Linked DNA regions of Homo sapiens: region 2 is linked to region 1. The links are chromatin contacts, found by Hi-C in ENCODE. All regions are on one chromosome and are shown on one strand. Each heading gives the region's core, a stretch centred on a gene start or an enhancer-like site at or near the end of the contact. The rest is flanking DNA. Distances are from core to core; before and after follow the strand shown. Region 1 holds the start of LINC02450 (long intergenic non-protein coding RNA 2450). Region 2 has its middle 67 kb from the start of LINC02450.

What was found. Hi-C counts contacts between places; a loop is a spot of excess contacts on that map. Pooled maps may share reads with other maps.
Region 2: a loop to region 1 is called in a map with no recorded cell type, with 1.9 times the contacts of the local background. The contact joins the enhancer-like site here to the promoter of LINC02450 in region 1. A Hi-C loop is called at or near these places in 1 of 168 maps with a recorded cell type or tissue (sigmoid colon), 1 of 37 single-sample maps with no recorded cell type and 1 of 50 pooled maps.

What each region holds. Positions count from the first base shown.
Region 1 is chr12:42,689,828-42,694,271 of GRCh38, forward strand. It overlaps LINC02450 (long intergenic non-protein coding RNA 2450), which reads left to right and starts at 2,389. Exons shown (of 4, transcript NR_135028.1): 1 at 2,389-2,449; 2 at 4,001-4,104.
Region 2 is chr12:42,757,055-42,761,481 of GRCh38, forward strand. No RefSeq gene overlaps it. Among named protein-coding and RNA genes, the nearest start is that of LINC02450, 67 kb to the left of the region's middle. RefSeq lists an enhancer at 1-312. Within about 2 kb of position 3,042, at least 6 of the 41 ENCODE cell types and tissues checked have a DNase peak (open chromatin) inside an H3K27ac peak, as active enhancers do.

The sequences.
Region 1 (4,444 bases), core at 1,139-3,638:
GTAGGCACAGTGTTCCTGGAGGACCACACGCTGGCAGAAGGCTGAGACACAATGCAGGGTATTCAGGGAACCACAGTGATGTGGCCTGTCTGAGGCACAGGAAAGAGAAGGAACTAGAGAGGCAGGGAAAGACCAAAACAGGAAGGGCTTTGAATGGTAGTCTAAAGCAAATTGAGTTTTTTGTCAGTGATGGGAAGCCACAGAGGGATATTAAGACATATCTGTTTTTAATTTTTTATTTCTAAATTAAGACAGTAAAATTTGCTTTCATTGGTGTACAGTCCTACCAGTTTTGACAAATGCATAAGTCATATTGCAACCCCTTTAGACAAATATAGAGTAGTTCCACCATCCCAAAAGAGTCCCCCAGGCTCTCCCTTTGAAGTCAGCTCTCCTCTGTCCCGGGCAACCAGTGATCTGTTTTCTGTTCCTGTGGCATTGCCTTTTCTAAAATGTCATAGGAACACAATAACACATATAGCTTTTTGATTCTGACTTCTTTCACTTAGCATAATATATTTAAGATTTATCCATTTAGTATGTATACCAGTAGTCTGTTCTATTACCGAGTGGTAGTCCATGGCATGGATATACCACAGGCTTTTAATCCATTCAACAATCAAAGGACATTTGGTTTACTTTCACTTTTTGGTAATTTCACTTTTTGGTAATAGAAAGCTGCTATGAACATTCAGGTACAGGCTTTTTACGAATATAACTTTTTCATTCCCCTTGGGTAAATGTCTAGGAGTACAATTACTGGGTCACTGGAGAGTATATGTTTAACTTTGTAAGAATCTGCCAAACTGTTTTCCAAAGGTACTTGTACCCTTTTCCAATCCTATTAGCAACATATGAGAGTTCCAGTTACTCTGTATCCTTGTCAGCACTTGATATTGTCAGTTAAAAAAAATGGAGCCATTTTCATAGATATGAAATGATAATCTCACTGTGGTTTTACTTTTTTTTTTTTTTTGGCCAAATGACTAGTGATATTGAAAACGTTTCGTGTGTGTGTGTGTGTGTGTGTGTGTGTGTGTGTGTGTGTGTTTTGCCATCCATATATCTTTGTTGGTGAAGTGTGTGTTGAAATCTATTGCCCAGTTTTATTTTTCCTTATTGTTGAGTTTTGAGAGTTCTTTATATATTCAGCATACAAGTCCCTTATATGTATTTTACAAATATTTCCTTCCAGTCTGTGGTTTATCTTTTTATTCTCTCAACAGTGTCTTGTAGAAGCTTTTCATGTTGATAAGTCCAGTTTATACTTTTTTCTTTTGTGGTCCAGCTTTTGGTATATTTTCTTTTTTGTTTGTTTTTTGAGATGGAGTCTCACTCTGTCACCCAGGCTCACTACAACCTCTGGGTATATTTTCTAAAATCTTCACCTAAGCAAGGCTGTAAATATTTTCTTCTAAATTTTCTTTTGGAAATCTGTGTATAGTTTAGGTTTTTCATTTAGGTCTGTGATCCATTTTGAGTTAATTTATGGATAAGGTGAAAGGTATGGGTCGAAGTTCACTTCTTTTCACTTAAGGTTGTGTCTCAGAAAGCCAGCAACAATGTTGAGAAGGGATTGGAGAGACAAGAAAGTTGAATGTTTCTTAATTTATCTCTTGTTCTAGGACTTTGCGCATCAGTAGATAAATGGAAAAATCATTCCCAACACAGGGATTGCTGGCATTTATGAATCAATTACATTGATTTGGCCAATATGAATGGTAAAATATTTAAAAAATACATAATAATTAGCCTGTTGGACGTATGACTTAGTGATTTGGCTGTATAGATATAGCTTGAACCCTTCTTTTGATCCAAATTTACTCCCTTATTTATCACTTGAGAGTTATAAGGAATTTAAAAGGAAGAATGTTTTATCTTTTATGTTCTATGATTGTACATCTGAGTAAGACAATTGCTATTATGCTTTGCTAATACTCCTGGTGGTGTCATGATATAAGGGAAGATGAATTTACTTTGACTAATGTATAAGAAAAAAAATCTGTTTTAAGAAAATCGAGGTGTTGGCTTATGAAAGATGAAATTCCAGAGACTCCTCATTTATGTTTTAGACAACAAAAATAATACATAAGCAAATGGAAGAGAGGCAGGAGAATAGGGTCTGGAGTCAGGGAACCTAAGGCCATTTCACACTGACTTCCTAGAACTAAATTGAATGGAAAACCCTAACTTTGCACATCTAAGTAACAAAAGGACCAGGGGCTACTCCCTTTGCAAACCCCCACGTTTTCTGCATGGCAGATGGGAAATTGAAAGTACTTCTGATTGGTTGCTTTTTGCATAGGAGTGTAACTTTGTAACGTCAGCCTCTGATTGGTTGCAGATAGCAACCAATCAGACTGATCGCCAGCAAAGTCTTTGTTTGCATAGACGTTCAACTTTGTAACTTCACCTTAGTCTCTGAGGGCCACAGCTTCATTTACATGAGGTGAACACAAAGTGGCCAATGGGAAATCTCTAGGGGGTATTTGGACCTGAGAAGATTCTATATCCAGGCCCTTGAGCTGCTGCCGCTGCCGGCTCCCACACTGTGGAGTGTACTTTCACTTTCAATAAGTCTCTGCTTTTGTTGTATCATTCTTTCCTTGCTTTGCTGTGTGTTTTGTCCAATTCTTTGTTCAAAATGCCAAGAACCTGGCCAACTTGGAGTCAAGACCCTCTACCGGTAACAGAACTACTTCTTCCGCCCATTCTACAACTTCATTTTTAATGAATAATCTATGCTATTCTTGAATTTCTTTAAATTAAATTAATTCATTTAAACTATCAAGTGGAAAGTAGAGAGTAGGGGTTTAGGCTGTGGAATCCAAATACTCAGGTTCAAATCCTAGTGTCTCTAACTGCATGACGGGAAAGCTCCTTAAATGCTGTGATCTCATTTCCTCCTCTATAAAGTGTGAAAGATGATATTTATACATATGGCTCTTGTGAAAATTAATTGAAATAGTGCTTTAAATGCTTAACTAAGACTGATAAGTAGTATGTGATCAATAAATATCAGCTATTTTTAGTAAAATTGAGAGCTTCCTTTAAGCTATTCTATGCATTGTGAAAGGATATAACCATGGAACAATACAGGGCTTCCTTCCTCAGGGAGTTTGCAATTTGCAACTCATTTAGGGATGCAGATGTGTAAAGAATGACCACTTAAAATTCAACCAGAGGCTGCTCTGCCTATGGAGTGGCCATTCTTTATTACTTTCCTAATAAGCCTGATTTCACTTAAAAACCAGAATGAAATAAGTGTTGTATTATATTTGTTAGGTGAGGTTAGAGTGATTATCAACCCCTGGGTGGATTAGAGGATGTTTCAGCCAAGGACAGTGTTTGATTTGGACCTTGGAGGAGGAGTAGCGGTCTCATAAATGGAGAAGCAGAAGAGAATGACTCACACATTGGTCCAGAAAGGATTTGGAGAAGAATTCTCTTGAGCTGAAGAAGGAAGGATAGGGGGTGGTGGGAAAGAAGTGATAGAAAAAGCAAGTAAAGAACAGATTTTAAAGGGACCAGAATGCCAAGAGGAGAGGTTGGGCTTGGGCTTTTCTTATTCACCATATTTTATACCTTTTTCATATTAGTTCTTGGAAAAAGCCAGCCTGGAAGACTACTCATGAAAGGTTTTCTCTTCCTTTTAAAAAAAATATAAAACAAAAAACAAAAACCACCCTTGTAAATCATTAATGGCCCATTTTAAAAAGGAGATTACAGCCTGGGAGTTACTATTTTTCTGTTAGAGAAATAAAAAGGAATATGTTGAATTATATGAAATATGAATTGGCCTCTGTGCTCCAGTACCTATCTGGGACAGATTTATAAATACTGAAATGATATAAATGATGGTTATTCAACCCATTTAACATTAGAGAACTTTTAATGGCAAAGCAAGGACACTGAAAGAAAAGTTTTAGGGAAAAATAGTGGTAGTCTGGAAATCTAAAAGTTATTCTTTATTCTTCCATATTGATTTACATCTATTTAGAACTTGAAGATTTTTAGTGTTATGCCTACTCTGCCAATTCTTGGAACATTTGCGGAACTGAGAATTTACTTCTTCGTTTATTACTTCCTAACTACATTTTAAAGGTAATAGTGAAATCTTAAATTATTCGTTCTCTTTTCATTGGGCAATGTCATTGAGGTAGAACTAATATTCAGAGAATTAATTTCCAAGATTTTTAATTCTGAAAATGATACAGATTATTTTTCTCAAGTTTAATCTGATGTCTCCTACAATAATACTGGGGAGTCGTGCTGGGAACAGAAGATAAGAAATCATTCATATTCTAGATTAGACAAGCTATACTTTAATTAACAGGCTGCAGTTGGAAAAATGACTCCAAGAATTAAATGTGAAAACCAGCTATTTCAGTGTTCCAAGAATATTTAATCCTCTTAGAAGAGTTTATCTATGTCACAATTGGGA
Region 2 (4,427 bases), core at 1,792-4,291, 68 kb after region 1:
TTTCCCTCACACAAGGCTTTTGTTTAAACATTTCTTGAACGAACCAGCCTGTCAGGTCTGATTCTGTGGGAGAACATATTTGTAAGACAAAGCAATGTTGTGGCCTACCAGGAGGCCTATGACTCGCACGGTGAATTATTCACTCCTCTGCCTTGCTGGACAGGTCAGGTCACTGGTGTTCACAGCGGGGAGCAAGACATTATTCATTACCAGGCTTGGTTTGTTGTCTTCAGTGATCCCCTTCCCCCAGTGATCCCCTGTCAGGTTTTAACAAGCCATCACATTCTTTTAAACTTCCCCTGGGCAGCAGAGGTCTCCCCTACCCCCTTTTTTCTTTTTTTCACTTGCAGAAGGTACAGTAATAGGTAGAAAGCTGGAGTGGTTGTAAATTGCAGCAGTTAATGTCAAATTGATGGAGCAGTGATCAAACGAAGTTCATAACCACACGATGCAACCTGAGAGTGGAATTCTCTCTCAGACATTTCTAATGACTGGGCTATACAATCATAAACGTGAAGACCTTTTCTGGGAGGGGCAATAGAAAGAATTCATGTGGGTGACCACAACCATGAACGAGGATGACACTGGACGTCAGTTTTGGAGAGAGCTCTGATGGTTTGGGACAACGGTACCTGAGTAAGAGCCTCAGCTCTGGGACATCTTCAAGAATTAGGATTTTTCCCAGCTCCTCCACTGGTTTTCTACCCTTGATTGCAGGGATAAGAGAGGAAAAGTTTGCTTGTCTAGAAAAGCCACAGTGGCAAATTGCTGAGCTGTCTGCCTAGCTCTAGCATCCAGCACAGTCCATTCACAAAACAGAATGAGAGACAATGTCACACAATTAACAGTGACACATTTAAAAACCAATTACGCTAGACGCTACGCAGCTGACTTCCAGCTGTCTGTTCAGCTGCAGGCAGCAGGAGGAAAAGTGATTTGATGCAGGAAAACTTTACGCTAAAAAGAATCGGAGAGTAATATCCAATATATCCCATTGTTGCCTGCATATAGAAGGGAAGGGCAGGTCTGCTCACTTTTACTTTATTATATTTCTCCCCTCTGTTGGATGTAAAAGGTATAGTGTCCTAGGGTTAACATATTCAGAATGATTTAGTTGCAGAAAAAGAGGAAATTGCAACTTGATGGCAAGAGTAACGAAATGAAATGAATGACAAAGTCCCCTAAAATAACTATCAGGGTCTCCTCCCTCCACAGTGGAGGAGCCCCTCTCTGTCTCATGCTTCTCTGACATGGTCTGCACATGCTGCTGGTTGGGTGTGAAGTTAGTATCCTAGGCAGAAGAGTGAATTGACAACTTTATATGTTTTCAAGTTGTTTAAAGTATAAACCACTTTAGCGATGGATCTTGGAATGGTTGAAATTGTGGTTTGTGAAATAAGCACTTAATTTAAGATTGGAAATACCCACAGGAATAACTGAGCCTATAAAATATGAAAATTCACATCAACCTGTAATGATAAACATATATGAAGTACACAACCTGTAAAGATAAGAGTATATCACATCAACCTGTAATGATAAAAGTATATGAAGTACACAAAAGCATGACTTGAGTTTACAAGACTTGTCCAGAGAGCACAGAAAATCACGTGCTACTGGGTAATTCAGACAAATAGCTTTGGCTTGCCCTTAATTACCTAAACAATTCAGGACTGAGCTGGGCCATTTTTAACTGAATATAATTAGGGTGGTTCCCTTTGGTTGTGTGGACCTGGGTATATAATATGTTGTATTTCAATTCCTATAATTTACAGGCATATGAGCAGGCTAAATATTGTAAAGCAGGATATGGTTCCTGGAGGATGCCAGCATCCACCCACTAATTGACCTGCTAAGAACCAGCAGCAACATGCTCTCCAGTTGTGGTCTGGAGGCTGAATTACAATAAATACCCACATGAGTGTCTTATTTAGATTTGTCCGATTAAAAAAACTCATGTACAAAGCTGATGAGACCTATGTTAGTTGCAGGTTAATACTTGCTGATTTCTTGCCGTCAACTCTCCAGTAAACAAGAACGAAGGCATGGCCAGGCGCTCTCTGTTGCTGCCAGGAAGGGAGGCTTTGAGAAGCCAGCTGCAGGGCAGGGGCATGGCCAGGAGCATTGGTCTTGGAGCCAGATAATTTGGGTTGCACTCTTTGTTTGGATACTTCTCTTCCTTTGACCCTTCGTCACTTATGGAAGCTAGACCACAGTTTTCTCATCTGCAAAATAGAGGCAATGATGTGGTTCTCACAGATGGTTGTGAGATACAAGGCGGCAAGGTTTGAGACTGCTCCTTATAATTAAGTCGTTGGCATAGAGGAAAAGACTGGTGTTTGCAATCCCTTTACTAGGCAGCATCTTGGTGGGAATTCTGAGAAAGGACCCAGTGAGCCTATGGCCAGTCTCCTCCAACTTGGGATGGTGTCTAGATTCCAAACAAAGAGCCAGTGGGCAGCAGAAAAGCAAAGCACTGGTTTCTGACTGAGGGGCCATTGGGCCCCCCGTGGGAGACAGATCTTTAATAATGTTTTTAATGACAGTTCCTTTCCAATGTGGGGGAAGTCTGTACTGAGAGAAACTCGATGCCTCTGGCCTCGGGCGGCAGAATTACCATGTATCTTTTAATCTCAAGGAATAAGGAGCTTTAGTTCACAACAACCCTGTGCATCTTGTCTAGGCCTCCTGCTACACTGTGTTCAGGTAATCACATCAAATGGAGAAATCAGATAGTTTCTGGCTGATTCAAAATGTCCTGGCTGAGAGGCAGAGGAGATGTCAACAGAGATTTCAGGCTCATGGAAAAACGCTCAGGTCCAGCTTCATCTGCTTGTTCCATTCTAATCAGAGAGGTCCTCTGTGGGTCGTAAGACAAGAAACTAGGGGTTTAAAGGTCCCTCAGGAACCAGGGACCAAAATCTGGATCTGAGGAGCAAAATGCTTAAACAAGCTCTGTCTGAGGAGTGAAGGTTAAATGACCCCAGGAATGGGCCAGCTCTTTCTTAAGCAACTTCCTTGGTTTGGGGCCAGAAGGCCTGATGCCCAGTGTCTGTGAATGCACAGGATTGCAGGCGGAGTGCAGCACTTGAGCACCTTCTGTGCTTTTCAGCTCAGCCTTGGAGCAGTTTTATTCCATAAATATTATTATATTTTATATTATATATCATATATAAGTGTATTATAAAAGGCAAAATTGTGACCTGTTGGGTCTTGGACTCAGAACCCATGCTATGGAAAAAGGGACTTCACCCAGTAATAAAATGCTTTGGGATTAGTCCCATCAAAAAGATAAAAATCTTAAATTGCAAGCATCATAAGAGATCTAACTTTATTTAATCGTGGACACGTTTCCTGCTCTAACTTTTTAAAGATGGTCTGCATTTGAAAAGAATTAGGACAATCCTGTATCTTTGATCAACTTGAAAGTCTCTTTAGGGGAAGATATTTAACACTCTGGTTTTTAAACAGAAATCTAAATATGCATCAGCTAATAGTTTCCTACATTAAGCAGTATCAACTTTGCCATTTCATGACATCCAAATGAATAGGAGACCTGTTTTATGCTTAAAAGTGACTATCTGTGAACTAAACACACTTGACTGAGAGGTTTTTATGTGTCATTATTTTTGACACAGCTTGTCATTAGTTTTAACTTTGACCTGATTGCAATGAGGAATTTGGTTGTGCAAGCTTGCCTATTGTTTATCTATACTCAGACTTAATTATTGCTTCCCAGGTCAGTCATCACCATTTTAAGTGGAAAGAAATGGCTTTAACCCTTGGGATGATTCCCACAGAGTTTATTTTGTGTACTTGGATCATGAGGTCAGATGCATAGAAAAAGTGGTCACAGTACTCCTGGGGTGGGGGTGGGGTGAAGTGCAGTCCAGCTACTTGGTGGAGGAGAAAAGTGCGAGGCTTTCTCTCTTGTAGAATCACCTTAGTGGAGATGCGTGAGTCAAAAACTAAGGGGCAGAAGAACGGCCATTGTATGGTGTCTCAGAAGAGTCCTTCTTTCCGTTTCCCCACTATAAAGCTTTTTTTTTTTTTTTTTTTAATTTTCACCATTAAATTCCTTACAGTGGGAGGCACTATTGATACGATGGGCAGGGTAATTTTTCTCTTGTGTCTAATTCCTGGCTATTGCAGGATGTTTAGCATCTCTGACTTTCTTCCCCCAATTATTTTGGCAACAACAATGTCTCCAGAATGTTCAAAATTTACTAAACACATTAACCTGGTTAGTAGAGAACAAAGCATGACTCAGATGAGAAGGCCAGAGAAATTTTCTTGGGAAAAGAGAAGAGAGGGAAGCTTCAGATTCTGCTATAGATCATGTCAAGTGGTAGAGGTGCTAAAAATTTCTGTGGAGGAGCACCAGCAATGAACCTTGCCTACTAGAATTTAGCTGAATGTGTCCCTTG